Regions from separate parts of the Homo sapiens genome. Here region 2 is linked to region 1. A link is a contact called in ENCODE Hi-C or POLR2A ChIA-PET data. All regions are on one chromosome and are shown on one strand. Each heading gives the region's core, a stretch centred on a gene start or an enhancer-like site at or near the end of the contact. The rest is flanking DNA. Distances are from core to core; before and after follow the strand shown. Region 1 overlaps LOC124902934 (a long non-coding RNA gene). Region 2 has its middle 16 kb from the start of KRT85.

Evidence for each region. A loop is a pair of places that touch in the nucleus more often than their neighbours do. ChIA-PET counts read pairs that join two places held with the same protein, here RNA polymerase II (POLR2A). Pooled maps may share reads with other maps.
Region 2: a map with no recorded cell type shows a loop between it and region 1 (2.3-fold over the local background). The contact joins two enhancer-like sites. A Hi-C loop is called at or near these places in 1 of 37 single-sample maps with no recorded cell type and 3 of 50 pooled maps. POLR2A ChIA-PET finds 5 or more read pairs at or near these places in 1 of 52 experiments (activated B cell).

Annotation. Positions count from the first base shown.
Region 1 is chr12:52,028,206-52,031,319 of GRCh38, forward strand. The region is part of intron 1 of LOC124902934 (a long non-coding RNA gene); the gene reads left to right. It also overlaps a transcript of NR4A1 not described here. Among named protein-coding and RNA genes, the nearest start is that of NR4A1, 22 kb to the right of the region's middle. Within about 2 kb of position 1,673, at least 7 of the 41 ENCODE cell types and tissues checked have a DNase peak (open chromatin) inside an H3K27ac peak, as active enhancers do.
Region 2 is chr12:52,349,756-52,352,869 of GRCh38, forward strand. It overlaps the pseudogene KRT89P. Among named protein-coding and RNA genes, the nearest start is that of KRT85, 16 kb to the right of the region's middle. Within about 2 kb of position 1,621, at least 2 of the 41 ENCODE cell types and tissues checked have a DNase peak (open chromatin) inside an H3K27ac peak, as active enhancers do.

The DNA.
Region 1 (3,114 bases), core at 423-2,922:
AAAAAAAAAAAAAAAAAAAAAAAAGAAGAGAGAAGTATGAATGATTATGGCCATGCCAATTCTGTGCCTTTAAGATACCTGCTTAAGGGGCCGGGAGCAGTGGCTCACGCCTGTAATCCCAGCACTTTGGGAGGCTGATGCAGGCAGATCATGAGGTCAAGTGATCGAGACCATCCTGGCCAACATAGTGAAACCCCGTCTTTACTAAAAATACAAAAATTAGCTGGGCGTGGTGGCTCATGCCTGTAGTCCCAGCAACTTGGGAGGCTGAGGCAGGAGACTTGCTTGAACCCAGGAGGCGGAGGTTGCAGTGAGCTGAGATTGAGCCACTGCACTCCAGCCTCGTGACAGAGCAAGACTCCGTCTCAAACAAAACAAAAAAACAAAAAAGATACCTGCTTAAAAGACAAAAAGACCAGGCCAGGCGCGGTAGCTCATGCCTGTAATCCCAGCACTTTGGGAGGCCGAGGTGGGTGGATTACGAGGTCAGGAGTTCAAGACCAGCCTGGCCAAGATGGTGAAACCCCGTCTCTACTAAAAATACAAAAATTAGCTGGGCGTGGTGGTGGGCGCTTGTAATCCCAGCTACTTGGGAGGCTGAAGCAGAGAATTACTTGAACCCGGGAAGCGGAGGTTGCAGTGAGCCAAGATGGTGCCACTGCACTCCAGCCTGGGTGACAAAGCGAGACTCCATTTTAAAAAACAAAAACAAAAACAAAAACAAAAAGACCAAAATTCAACTTCTCCCTAAAAATATTAATGCTTTAAGTGAAATTATCTCTCTAGTATTCCCCAAATCCTTTAGTGGAATAGGCATAATAGGCACTCCCAGGGAGCTAGGACCTGTTTACTCTGATTCCAGGACCTTCTGACAGGTGGGAAGCCCCCAGCTGGAGAAGTGTGGGACATTTTCTAAAAGAGCAGTGGAAAGTGAGTGAGTTGCCCCATCTGCCTGACCACAGATTGCCTGTCCAATGACAGGAGGGACGCATACATGCACACACACTCCACCTCTCTCCTTGGTGCTCAGATGTGGGGGCAGAATTCCCCTCCAAACGCCTGCAGCAGCATTCCCTGAAGACCCTGCCTGTGCCCAGACCCTGCCCATGACTTTGCACCCTCCTTGTGTGCCTGTGGGTCCTGCAGTTCTGAGCCCATGGCCAAGGCACAGGGGAAACAGGCCCCTAATGTACTCCAGAGACGGCCGGTGTGGTGGCCCACACCTGTAATCCAACATTTTGGGAGGCTGAGGTGGGTGGATTGCTTGAGCTCAGGAGTTTGAGACCAGCCTGGGCAACAGAGTGAAACCCCGTCTCTACAAAACATACAAAAATTAGCCAGGCATGGTGGCATACACCTGTAGTCCCAGCTACTTGGGAGGCAAAAGTGGGAGGATCACTTGAGCCAGGGAGGCTGAGGCTGCAATGAGCTATGGTTGCATCACTGCATTCAAGCCTGGGCAACAGAATGAGACCCTGTCTCAAAAAACAAAAACCACACACACACAAGACAGAACACCAGAGAGCTAAGGAATACCTACCCCTCTGCCATATAAACCTGTGTGGGGAAGGGCTTGGCTTCCTTCAGTTCCCTCCCGCCTGCCTCATGTCTCTCCAGGCACTCTCCCTTGAGGGTTGTCACCGGTAACCAGAGCTGGCTCCCCTGGTGAGAGCAGGAGCAGCGTTACTTAGCAACAGGCACAGCACACAAAATCCAGCTAATCTGGGCTGCCCCAGTGGCCAGCCCTCCTACAGCCCTCAGGGCGGTGGCTGCTGGCCAGCAGCACACCCCTAGAAGTGGACACTTATAAACTTCTGCATCTTTCTACCCCAGCAAACCCTAAGTTCCAGCTTGGGCAAGAAGGACTCTTGCACACAAAGGCACAAAGACATGGGCAGGGTGTGGGCACAGGCAAGGTCTTCAGGGAATGCTGCTGCAGGGGCATTTTCTCCGCCCTCCCTGTCCCTCTCCCCTTCCTTAGGCCCTGTCTCCCTTCACAGTATCTACAGAACTCTCTGAGGCGGGGGTCCCAGCTCTGCAGCAAGCCATGAAATGAAGGGCAAATCCCTTCACCTCTGGGTAGCTCAACTTCTCTGGGAAGCAATAACATAGCAGCTCAGTGTAAGGACTTTGAGGCCACACTGGTCTGGATGCAAATCCATGCTCTGCTACTTCTCAGCTGTGTGACACTGGACATGTTTACTTAACCTTTTATTTATTTTTTATTTTGTATTATTTTTTGAGACGGAGTCTTGCTCTGCTGCCCAGGTTGGAGTGTAGTGGTGCAATCTTCGCTAACTGCAACCTCCACCTCTCAGGTTCAAGTGGTTCTCCTGCCTCAGCCTCCTGAGTAGCTGGGATTACAGGCATAGGCCACCATGCTGGGCTAATTTTTGTATTTTTAGTAGAGACGGGGTTTCATTATGTTGGCCAGTCTGGTCTCGAACTCCTGACCTCATGTGATCCGCCTGCCTTGGCCTCCCAAAGTGCTGGGATTACAGGCGCGAGCCACCACACCTGGCCTACTTAACCTTTTAGAGCCTCAGTTTCCTCAATACTAAAATAGTGCCCACCTTAGATGGCTGCTGAAAGAAGAGACAAAGGAAAAAAGTCATCGGCACAGAGTCTGGCACAAGGGCCTGTGGATTGGGCTGAGTGCTCCTCTCGCGCATCCCCAGCTCTGTCCCCCTTAGTCACTGGCCTCCAGCCACTTGCCTTACTCTGCTGCTCTAACAAGCTGGCACTCTTTCATTACTGTTTCCTCTCCCTGCAACTTATCCCTTTCCCCTAACTCTCCACCGACAAACTCCCCTCAGTTTATTTATTTTGAGATAGGGTCTCACTCTGTCGCCCAGGCTGGAGTGCAGTGGTGCTGTCACAGCTCGCTACAGCCTCAGACTCCTGGGCTCAAGTGATTCTCTCACCTCCGCCCTGAAGTAGCTGGGACCATAGTCCCGTAACACCAAGCAGGCTATTTTTTAATTATTATTATTACTTTTAGTAGAAACAAAGTCTCCCTTACGTTGCCCAGGCTGGTCTCAAACTCCTGAGCTCAAATGATCCTCCCATCTCGGCCTCCCAAAGTGCTGAGATTACAGGCATGAGCCTCCAGTG
Region 2 (3,114 bases), core at 371-2,870, 320 kb after region 1:
AACATCTATGAAAGTACCTTGTAAACGAACAACGGTATATACAAGTATAAGGTAATATCACTAATAATGATCATTCCTATTTCAGTGCTAACATTTCCTCCCTCTAATGGCTCACCTGCCAAACTCAAGTCAGTTTTATGATAAAGTGTACAAAAATGAAGGAAAAAAATCCAAATGGGCCATGTCCCTGCCTAGTTAATTTTCCATTTATATGTATTTCTTTTAAATAGTATTAAGTTTAAAAATTAACCGTTTTGAATGGAGATAAAATAGGATGACCAAGGCCACTGGAGACCCACCAGAGTCCCCACAACCTGCACCCTTTTTAAACTCCTTCCCTTCTGTCCATCCCCACAGCGCTGCAAGCTGGAGGCTGCGGTGGCCCAGTCTGAGCAGCAGGGTGAGGCAGCCCTCAGCAATGCCCACTGCAAGCTGGCTGAGCTGGAGGACGCCCTGCAGAAGGCCAAGCAGGACATGGCCTGCATGCTCAAGCAGTACCAGGAGGTGATGAACTCCAAGCTGGGCTTGGACGTGGAGATCGCCACTTATCGCAAACTGCTGGAGGGTGAGGAGATCCGGTGAGGACAGGGGCTCCAGGGTCCCTTCAGGTTCCTACTCAGAGCTGGACTGAAATATTCCAGGCAGAGAATGTTCAAACTGGGAAAGACTCTAGAAATCATGGACTCCAACCATGTCCCCATTTTGCAGATAGGGAAACTGACATCAGAGAGGGGAAGGGGCTTGCCCAAGAGCACAGCCAGTTAATGGCTCACCTAAAATGTACCAGTCTCTGGGCTGGCCACCAATGCTCTTCTCCCTCCTGCACGGCCCCTCAGGCTGGAATCTGGATCTCATTCCAAGGCCACTACTTTACCCTCTTGACTGAAAGGATGTTTCTGCAATCAGCTTCAGTGGGTTCTTAAAGCTGGAATCATTCAGAAAATTAGTTAAAGGCCATTTGATTTGGGATGTGCAAAGAATCCTATCAACCTAGATAGCCTGGTGTTCAGGACCAGGGAATAGAAATGAGCGGCACAAGTTCTGTCCTTGCAAAGGAAGACAAGACAGACATACATCAGTCCTCCAGAGCCTGGGGTTAGTGGCCCAGGGAAGCTGTCACAGAAGGAGGCTGCCTTCTCAACAGCTGAGGAGAAGCTATGCTGACAATTTGAGCCAAGAATTGAGGGCAGGTGAAGCCAGTGTGGGGCAGAGTGATGCGTATTTACACCTGGGATGGTTGCATGGTCCTCTGGACTTGGGACGGCCACATCGTTAGAGTTTCTAGCTGGGTCCCTTCAGGGCGGGGAGGCTAGACTGGGTAGTAGAGTATACAGGTGAAGAGCACAGGCCATGAGCCCACTCTGGGTTCAAATCCCAGCTCTGCCACTTATTAGCATGTGACCTCTTTGTACCTCAGCATCTTCAGCTGTAAAACAGAGATAATCACAAAATCCACCTTGTAAGGCTGTTGCAGGATTAAGTGAGTTTTAATGGAACATAGTAAGCCCCAGTAGGAGGAGGTGATTGTCATGAGATGATGGCCAGGCTGGGCTGCCCCCATGAAGAGGGAACTCAAAGGCCTGGTTGGCTTTGGAAACCTTCCATGAAGCGTCACTGATGGCAGCCCGGCCACGCTGCTGGACTTGCTCCATGCTTGGCTCAAGCACACACACTTTTCTGCCAGCTTCCTTGGGGCTTTGGGTGAAGCCACTGGAGTTCTGTCTGCATTCGGATACTTAAGCCCCCAACCCACTCACTAGCATTCAGTGAGCAGCTGGCACTTGCACTGATTTTCATTATGATACTAATAATTAATGGATTAATAACTCAATCAGAATTATTAGTACACATCCCCTATCCATGTGATTTTAAAGTCAATTTAGCATATTGTGCTATGTGTACTGTGGCCATTGACCTTTTAAGAGACTGCCTCCTCTTGGCATTTAAAATATTTAATTTAATTACATAAGTAATGCTCGCTGCTGCCAATACAGAAAATAAGAAAACAAAAGCATTCAGAGCCACTCAACTCAGAGATAGCTGTCGCCAGCATTGTGGTTTGACAGGCACCACCACGGGCACTGTGGGTTCCTTGAAAGGGCACAGTCGTAAGGCTGTGGCAATGCCAGACTGAGTGGCAGGAAACCGAGCCAGATGTGTACATCCTCACTCAAAAGATGAGTGAAGAAGTGTTTTGAGCTGGGCAGAATGAGGCAGGGTAGAGCTTTCCTGGGGAAAAAGGTTTGAAGTGGGAAGCTACAAAAGGGGAGACAGAACAGAAAGTGCAGAGAGGTGTGAGGGAGGAGGGAGTGTTTATAAAAAGCCCACTGTAGTGGTATATATGTCTCATCATAAATAATATCCACATATTTTTTGAGACAGAGTCTCACTCTGTTGCCCAGGCTGGAGTGCAGTGGTGCAATCTTGGCTCATTGCAAACTCCTCTTCCCGGATTCGAGTGATTCTCCTGCCTCAGCCTCCCAAGTAGCTGGGACTACAAGTGCCTGCCACCATGCCTGGCTAATTTTTGTATTTTTAGTATAAAAAGGGTTTCGCCACGTTGGCCAGCCTAGTCTCGAATTCCTAGGCTCAAGTGATCCACCTCCCTCAGTCTCCCAAGGTGCTGGGATTACAAAAATGAATTGTTTATAATGTTGGTAGCAAACATATTGGATTTCCTTACTATGTGCCAGTCTCCATTTTAGGCACTTTCCATGTAGAACTCAATCGAACTTTACAATAATCCTTTCAGGCAGGTATTATCACCCCCATTTTATGCTGGAGAAATTGAGGCACAGAAAGGTTAAGCGACCTGCCCAAGATCACCCAGCTAGTAAGCCGCACAGCCAGATTTAAGTCCAGGCAGCCTGGCTTGAGAGTCCAGGCTCTTAACCACACCATACTCTTCAGCCTCCCTCTGCATTGAATGAAATCAGATAGATGTCTGGGGTACCATTTAAAATCATGGTATAAAAATGAATCTGTTTGAGTAATAGGCAAGCTTTTTCCTGCTCAGAGACGTCTAGCTAGGTAGCAGCAGCTTCCATCACCACTTTGGCTTTGCTGGCATTTCCAGCCAAGGGACCAGGAGGATGCCCCCCTCATCTCTACTTC